Regions from separate parts of the Homo sapiens genome. Here region 1 is linked to region 2. A link is a contact called in ENCODE Hi-C or POLR2A ChIA-PET data. All regions are on one chromosome and are shown on one strand. Each heading gives the region's core, a stretch centred on a gene start or an enhancer-like site at or near the end of the contact. The rest is flanking DNA. Distances are from core to core; before and after follow the strand shown. Region 1 holds the start of BCAS1-AS1 (BCAS1 antisense RNA 1). Region 2 overlaps LOC124904933 (a long non-coding RNA gene).

Region 1 (3,806 bases), core at 604-3,103, 170 kb before region 2:
GAATGAGGCCTCTTCTGACGAGGCAGAAACACTGCCAGCTTTCAGGACACTCCCAGGAAAGCACTGAAAACAAGTCACAAGTAACCTTTCTGGCTGCTGGTGCCAGTGCCACACGCAAGGGCTGACACCGGGACCTGGGATTGGCCTTGGACATTTTATAGGAAATGACACTGCTCTCTTGACTCTCCCTGGGAGAAGTTGTGTTTCTGGAAGCTCCTATAAGTCTCCAAGAAGTGTTGTGAATTTCTATCTCTGTGACTTTTGATTACTGAGTTTTTATTCATTCAATAAATTGTTTGGAGGGCCTCTCGCAACAAGCCTGTTCCTGGGGTCTTAGCTGCTGTCAATGGGGGTCACGGTGTGTTCCTGTGAATAGTAAGACCAGAGCTCTACCGTCTGATAGCCACTAGACATACGTGACTATTTAAATGTAAATTCAGAATAACAAAAATTAAATGAAGTTAAGAATTCATCCCCTCACAGTTGCGTAGCTGCATTTCAAGAGCCCAGTAGCCACATGTGGGTGGTGGTTACCATATAGGACAGGACAGTCCGGGCGCAGTGGCTCGCGCCTGTAATCCCGGCACTTTGGGAGGCTGAGGCAGGTGGATCACCTGAGGTCAGGAGTTTGAGACCATCCTGGCCAACACGGCGAAACCCTGTCTCTACTAAAAATACAAAAATTAGCCAGCCATGGTGGCGGGTGCCTGTAATCCCAGCTACTCGGGAGGTTGGGGTACGAGAATCGCTTGAACTTAAGAGTTGGAGGTTGCCGTGAGCCGAGATCGTGCCACTGCACTCCAGCCTGGGCAACAGAGAAAGGCTCTGTCTCAAAAATAAATAAATAAATAGATAGATAGATAGGACAGGACAGATGCAAAACATTCATATCATCCTAGAAAGCTCTCTGTGCAGTGCTGGACTAGGTAGTCAGATTTGCCTGGGACACTCTGGACTATACCTGCTGTGTCCGCATCATCATCCATAGCACTCTGTTTCACTCTCAAAAATGTCCTGGTATTTCAGCTACCCTTCTACCCGCTGAGCCACACTCTTTGCTAGGACTTCCCTGAAACCCAAACCCTTTGTCTTGATGAATAAGTTGGCAGTGTCCAGCAGTCTCCCCCACCCCATTCCCTCTCACCTATCAAAAGCAACAATTTTAGGAACAGGAAAAAAAAAAATCCAAGTGAAGAAGTTGTCATTTCTCCCCAATTAAATGATTTCCTTGTCAGCGGTTTCACTTTTGTTTTGTATTTCCCTTTGCCTAAAGCAGCTCTGATGGGCGCCCTTTGCCCTGAATCATGCCCACAGATCTCACAGGAAGGAGGCCGTCCCCGGCTTCTCCTGAGCCCTCCCGGCCACCCTCCCCTACTCCCAGCCTCCCCTTCCCGTCTTGCCCAGCAGAGGGCGTCTGAGTTTAATATTCTCAATAAAGAGCATGTACACAATCACTTGGGATTTTTTTTTTCTTTCTTCCAGTGATACTTTTTCTTTGTGAGCAGCAACTGAGGTGCCAGATAATATAGGTCACCTGAAGGACAAGCCGTCAGAATTGGAGATCAGAGCCGCTCAGGCCGGCCGCCAGCTCGTTAGGGAACCGCACACTCAGCTCCCACCCAGCTCGGGACGCCCAGCGGGAGCTTCCCTTGCAAACACCAGCAGACACCATTTTGCAGAACTCTTAAGAAACGCGGGTTAAATGTGTTAGGTACAACGCATGCAGCCAAGACGGGCATGGAGAGCGAGAGGGCTGGCCCGGGGGGGAAGCAAACCTCCTGATGATGGGATTGCTCTTGCTGGGGGCTTTGTAAACAGCCTTGCATCTCACACCTCTGCCAGGCAACAAAATGGTGGTGGCTAGAAAAAATAAATAAATAAATAAACAACGCGGGGGTGGGGGGAAGGTGGCACCAGGTAGGTACCAGAGATGGACTTTTCTACAATTTTCTTGGGCTGTCCGTTACCAACAGTTATTCTCTCTCTTTTTCTTTCTTCCTTTCCTTCTCTGTCTCTCTCTTTCTCCACCCCCCTCCCTCTCTCTCTCTCTTCCCCCTCCCTCCCTCTCTCTTATTCTCCTTGTTACATTCTCTGCAGTAATCTTCCCCCTCCTACTGAAGGGGGCGGAAGACCCAGCTGATTTGACTCCAGCTCCCCCTCCTCAGCCTTGCAAATTCCTTATTGAGCATAATTTCTGATTTGTTTCTATGTATCTTAAGGGGTGAGGTGCTGAGGCAAGTTAAGAGTTCGGGTTATCTTGTTTGCCTGTTTTGGTGCACTGAACATATTTACGAAATGAAAAAGCTCCTTTCTAAATGGGTGTTAACTGCTCTAAGATTCCCAGGAAACGTGTTGAAGGGACATCTAAATGGAAATTGTGCAGTATTACTCCATTGCACCTTTTAGGAAGAAAACAATTGTGGCTACTCTGTTGGGCTCTGGTGGCAGTGTAGTAGTGAGTGATTTGTGTGACTGCGGCACATTCATTTTCCTTTTCTATTATAATCTCACCTTCCTTAAGGAATAAATGAGACCATACAGTAAAGGGCTAAGCAAAGTTGCATGACACAGCTTCGGTAGCAGCTGTTACTGTTTTATTATGTCTTTGCTTCAAGCTCTCTCCCTGGGCCTGGAGCTTAGCTTCTGCACACAAATGCTTGATGGAGAGAGCTCTGTGTTATCTGAATCCAGAAATTCTACAGCAGAGGTTTGGCTCCACCTCACCATTGATTTCCTTTCGGTGATTTTGTAAGTCATCACTTTGTAATGCAATTTCTCTCTGTATGAAACAAACGAGTATTTTTTTTTACCACCCCTTCTGAGACTGTTGATAAAACACACTCGACAAACGTTTTACAGCACCCTTGTGAGGCACTAAGGAATGGGGAGAAATCTACACCTAACCACCACCACCACCAGGCATCCCAGTGTGCTCAGGGCAGCGCCAGTTTTTGCAGAAGTATTAATAGCCCCTCCTTTCACTCCCCCAAGCGTCTTCGATGGGATGGTTAGTTATAAGGTCACGCTACAGAAAACATAACACCAGGCCTGGAGAAGTTCAGAGTCAGGGTGAGAGAAAAGACTGGGAGGAGGAGGTGGGCACTGGAGACCAGATAACCAGAGAGATAACAGATAGATACATAGATAGACAGGTCATAGAGATACATAGATAAGATAGATGATAGATAAGACACATAGATGATTGATAGATGATAGATAGATAGATAGATAGATAGATAGATAGATAGATAGATAGATGATAGATACATACAATATATATAGATGAGTAGATAAAGATAGATAGGTACAGCCAGGCATGGTGGCTCATGCCTGTAATCCCAGCACTTTGGGGGGCCGAGGCAGGAGGATCACTTGAGTCCAGAGTTCAAGACCAGCCTGGGCAACATAACGGGACCCCGTCTCTATTAAATAAATTTTTAAAAAGATAGATAGGTAATAGATACATAGATGACAGACACATAGGTACATAATACATACATAGATGATAGATAGATGGAAAATAGGTAGAGGATGGATAGATAGATGGTAGATAGATACATACATACATATAAATGGGTAGATATAGATAAGTAATAGAAACATAAACAGGTAATAGACACATAGATACATAATACATATATATATATACATACATCAATAGAGAATAGATGGATAGGAAGATGGATGGATGGATGGATAGATAAATAGATACCTGGAGATTAAGAGAAGGAGAAATGAAGCTAAATGAAGCTTCATTTAGCTGAGAAACTGAATGACCGTGGGCAAATGTGTCATCTCTCTGAGTC
Region 2 (4,318 bases), core at 1,663-4,162:
CCCGCCTCAACCTCCCAAGTAGCTGGGATCACAGGCATGTGCCACCCCATGCCCAGCTAATTTTTATATTTTAGTAGAGACAGGTTTTGCCATGTTGGCCAGGCTGGTCTCAAACTCCTGACCTCAAGTGATCTGCCTGCCCCGGCCTCCCAAAGTGCTGGGATAATAGGTGTGAGCCACCATGCCCGGCCTTAAATTTTCTTTTTATAAATAGAGAAGGAGTCTCACTCTATTGACCAGGCTGGTCTCGAACTCCTGGCCTCAAGAAATCCTCCCATCTCAGCCGCCAAAGTGCTAGGATTACAGGCGTGAGCCAGTGTGCCCAGACAGAAGATACTATTATTAATCTTGTTCACTAACATTTTTAAAACCTGGATATGTTATGTGGCTACATTCATCGATCCTGGAAACCCATGAAAAATTAAGCCATATTAGAACACTGAAAACAGCAATTTAGCTCACATGGCAACACGAATCAATTTCCAAGAGCCAATCCCCAGTTTACCTATCTGTAAATATCACATTCAAACATGGAAGCTTCTTACTTTAACAATGTATTCTACTTGCAATTTTGCCAATAACATATATGTGAGGTGGGGTGATGTGCATGTCTGTAGTCCCAGCTACTCCAGAGGCTGAGGCAGGAGGATCACTTAAGCCCAGGAGGTCGAGGCTGTAGTGAGCCATGATTTTGCCACTGCACTCCAGCCTGGGCAACAGAGTGAGACCCTGTGTCAATAAATAAATAAATAAGTGCAAAATGCTTATCGGAATAAATAAATAAATAAAATAATATATATGAAAAATAATGTTTGTCTTCTGGAAAACCATTTTTTTCATTATTTTGGAAATTTCCCTAGCATATACTTTTGGTTTTTAGATAAGCATTTATATGTAGTTTCAATAAAGCTGATGAGGCAGAAAAGGTTTTTCCTTTGTTGTAAATTCAGGATATAAACATTTTCAAGTTTTGGCGGAAAAAAAGGAGAAAGGGGGAACACAAATTTTAAAAACTTTGTTTTGTTTTTAATTTTCCTGGACCCCTAATAGATTCAGTTATCTAATAACTATTATTACTTTTGACATTTTAGTTTTGTTTTTCCTGGTCAGCATCACATTTTTAAAATGAGGCATTTTTCTAGCCAGGCGTGGTGGCTCACACCTGTAATCCCAGCACTGTGGGAGGCCGCGGCTGGTGGATCACTTGAGGTCAGGAGTTCGAGACCAGCCTGGCCAACATGGAGAAACCCCATCTCTACCAAAAAGACAAAAATTAGCCGGGCGTGGTGGTACAGGCCTGTAGTCCCAGCTACTTGGGAGGCTGAGGCACAAGAATGGCTTGAACCTGGGAGGTGGAGATGCAGTGAGCTAAGATCACACCACTGCACTCCGGCCTGGGCTACAGAGGGAGACATCACCTCAAAAAAAAAAAAAAAAAAGGTATTTTTGGAGCAGGACATATGTGAGATTAAGAGCACGGGCTAGGATAATCTAGATCAAAAATCTGTAAAGGTTTTTGTAAAGAGTAAATTTTTGGGTTTCATGGGTCATACAGTGTCTGCTATTACAGCTGAAAAACAGCCACAGGCCATATATAAGCAAATAAGTCTAGGTTCCAATAAAACTTTATTTACAAAAACACATACTGAGCAGAATTTGGCCCTCAGGCGGTCATTGCTAACCCCTGATCTAGAATTATATTCTATCTCCATTTTCTAGCTGGGTGATCTGAGCCTCCACTCATCTATAAAACGGAGATAATAATTATACTACCTCATTAGATTCAGAGGGTGAAATGGATCTGTGTATAAAATACTTATTCCATGTAGGAGTTCAATAAACATTACCTGTTATTATCGTTTTCCTTTTTTTTACAGTAGGAAAATGAAGCAATCTGCCCAAGTCATGAAATTAGGAGGTGTCACACTCTACTGCACAGCCTCCAGAGGAGGTTTCCATTGCCCGATTTAATTTGATCTTAGCTTAGCTTTTGACTAAAAATGCCTTTTCCCTCTTTCCTAAGCAATTCCTTTCAAGGCAAAGTCATCAGAAAGAAAGAAGAAAAGAAAAAAAGAAAGAGAGAGAAAGAAAAAGAAAGAAAGAAGAAAGAAAAAGAAAGAAAGAAAGAAAGAAAGAAAGAAAGAAAGAAAGAAAGAAAGAAAAAGAAAGAGGGAGAGAGAAAAGGACAACGACAGAGATCTGTAAATGACCACAATTGATTAAACTCTTCGGGGAGAGAGATAATAACTCTGCCCTGCAAGTGTTTCTTCTGCCCAATCTCATCCCCTTTTTGGAGAAAGAAATTGTCCCCCAAGATTGTCCCATTTTGTCCTAAGGCTGGGGCTGGCCTGGAGAGAGCCTCTGAAGGCTTATCATGAAGCTACTTCCTTTAGGATACGGCACCATGATCACTGTGGCAAAACCCACCTTTATTTTCTCCATTAGGTAACATCACAGAGAAAAAAAAAGATCTCATGGGATTTTGCCTTTTTTTTCTTTTGGACATTTTTATTGTGTCTGGGTTTTCCACTCAAGTTTTTAGGATTTCTGGCATCAGACACTTGCCTTTGTCTCCCATTTCTTTGTGGTGATTGCCAAATGCCCACATACTATTTACACCTCCCATTCTCTCTAGGGTTTCTAATGCCTCTCTTTCTTATGACTAGCATTTCTTCCTAAACCTTTGCCTCTTTTTTCCTAAGCAGCAGGAGAGCTCCCAGAGTCTCAAGATAAACAGTAAACAAGATTGTGCATTTCAATGACAAATACAACAGGCAACCTATTTTTTCATCCCCACGTCATTTTTAACTTGGGGATGGTTACTTCTTCGGTTTTCCTTCTCTGAACATTGTCAGGCCCTGTTCCTCTTTCGTTTTGGTCTTGTTGCAATCTCTTCGTGAATTAATGTTTCAGTGAGTGTACTTGTGACAAGGCATATGGAGCGGGCCTCCTCTTTAACTCAAATTTCCTTCTTCCCAGGCACAACAGAAATTTGCTGTACACACTGCAAGACAAAGAACAAAAAGACCTCACTCGCTGAGCGAAAAGATCCAGTCGTATACATGATTTCACCGGGTTTCCAACTGTATAATGAAATCGAACTCCTCCCTCGGGAGGGGGTTCCCTCCCCCACCTACTGCACACACAAAATTCTACCCACTTCTTTCCAAGGACACACTTTGTTCTAAATCCCCAGTGGCTTTACTCCTGCACACAAAAAAAGAGCAGAAGTCTGCACCTAAGTTGTAAGCGTGAGCTGCGATCTTTCTCTGAGCCCAAGATGAAAGGAGTAGATGGAAAGGAATTACTCAGTGTGAAGTATGCATTTGTAATAAGCAGGCATGGGATGCTATGTAGTGATCTTGACATGGCTGATAGGGGATGAGGAGGTGAGGATGGGATAGACTTTTTCTTTTCATTTTCATGAATCTCTTACTCTCAAGCTGAAGGAGAGACTAAAAACCACAGGAAAGGGCACGAGTTTATTATCACAGATTTTTAATGGGTTAATAATGTTCTGCTTAAAACCCTCGTTTTAAAAAAAAAGTTAATTCGATCCATTTTTCTTTGGATTACAGCAACTTTAGGACAGGTGTGGTGTAATAGGAGTCGCTTTCAGAAAGGAGTGAGTGTGTTTGAGCAGAGAATCACTGGGTACACACCAGACTACTTATTGTAGCACTGTTTGTAGAAGCAAACACTGAAAGCCACCAAAAAGTCTGTGAAAAAGGGCAAGTGAAATACATTAAGGAATACCATTTAAAGAAATACTATGCCACCACTTAAAACATCAAGTTTTTCTAACACAGAGTGCTGTCCAAGAGATTTAAGTGGAAAATGCAAGCTGAAAGATACTTGTGTAAAGACAAAGAAAGGTGTGAGCGTTCGATATGCATATATGCTGATCTATGCGTGGACTATTTCTGGCATGAGACACTACAAACTGCTAATAGTCATTGTCTGCGGGGGAGGAGGGAGACCCACCCTTCCCCACAAGCCCTATAATTTGAATTTTCCCCAGGAGCATGTATGACATGGTTCCCCAAAATTTATAGCTCACTAGAAAAATACCTACATTGGAAATTGTCCATGATCGATACTCAAAGTGAAAAAAGCAAGTTGTATAACAGTGTCTATAAATATGATACCAGTGGTGTATTTAAAACAAAGCATGTGTATTTGTATATGTGCATTTTATGGAAAACGTCTGGAAAATATGTTTCACACTGTTAAAAAGTAGTTATTAGCTATCTCTGGTGAGATCATGAGCTGCGTGGGAGTGAGCAAAAGGAATGAGGAACTTCAACTCCTTTACCTT

The links. A loop is a pair of places that touch in the nucleus more often than their neighbours do. ChIA-PET counts read pairs that join two places held with the same protein, here RNA polymerase II (POLR2A). Pooled maps may share reads with other maps.
Region 1: a loop to region 2 is called in a map of PC-3, with 4 times the contacts of the local background. The contact joins the promoter of BCAS1-AS1 here to the enhancer-like site in region 2. A Hi-C loop is called at or near these places in 28 of 168 maps with a recorded cell type or tissue (A673, B cell, CD4-positive, alpha-beta T cell and 21 more), 37 of 37 single-sample maps with no recorded cell type and 32 of 50 pooled maps. POLR2A ChIA-PET finds 5 or more read pairs at or near these places in 29 of 52 experiments (A549, AG04449, AG04450 and 23 more).

The regions. Positions count from the first base shown.
Region 1 is chr20:53,913,536-53,917,341 of GRCh38, reverse strand. It overlaps BCAS1-AS1 (BCAS1 antisense RNA 1), which reads right to left and starts at 1,853. Exons shown (of 5, transcript NR_199019.1): 1 at 1,776-1,853.
Region 2 is chr20:53,739,090-53,743,407 of GRCh38, reverse strand. It overlaps LOC124904933 (a long non-coding RNA gene), which reads right to left. Exons shown (of 2, transcript XR_007067660.1): 2 at 1,608-3,004. Among named protein-coding and RNA genes, the nearest start is that of ZNF217, 150 kb to the right of the region's middle. RefSeq lists a silencer at 2,544-2,838. Within about 2 kb of position 2,912, at least 9 of the 41 ENCODE cell types and tissues checked have a DNase peak (open chromatin) inside an H3K27ac peak, as active enhancers do; they include B cell, CD4-positive, alpha-beta T cell, CD8-positive, alpha-beta T cell and 4 more, where a contact is called at or near this core.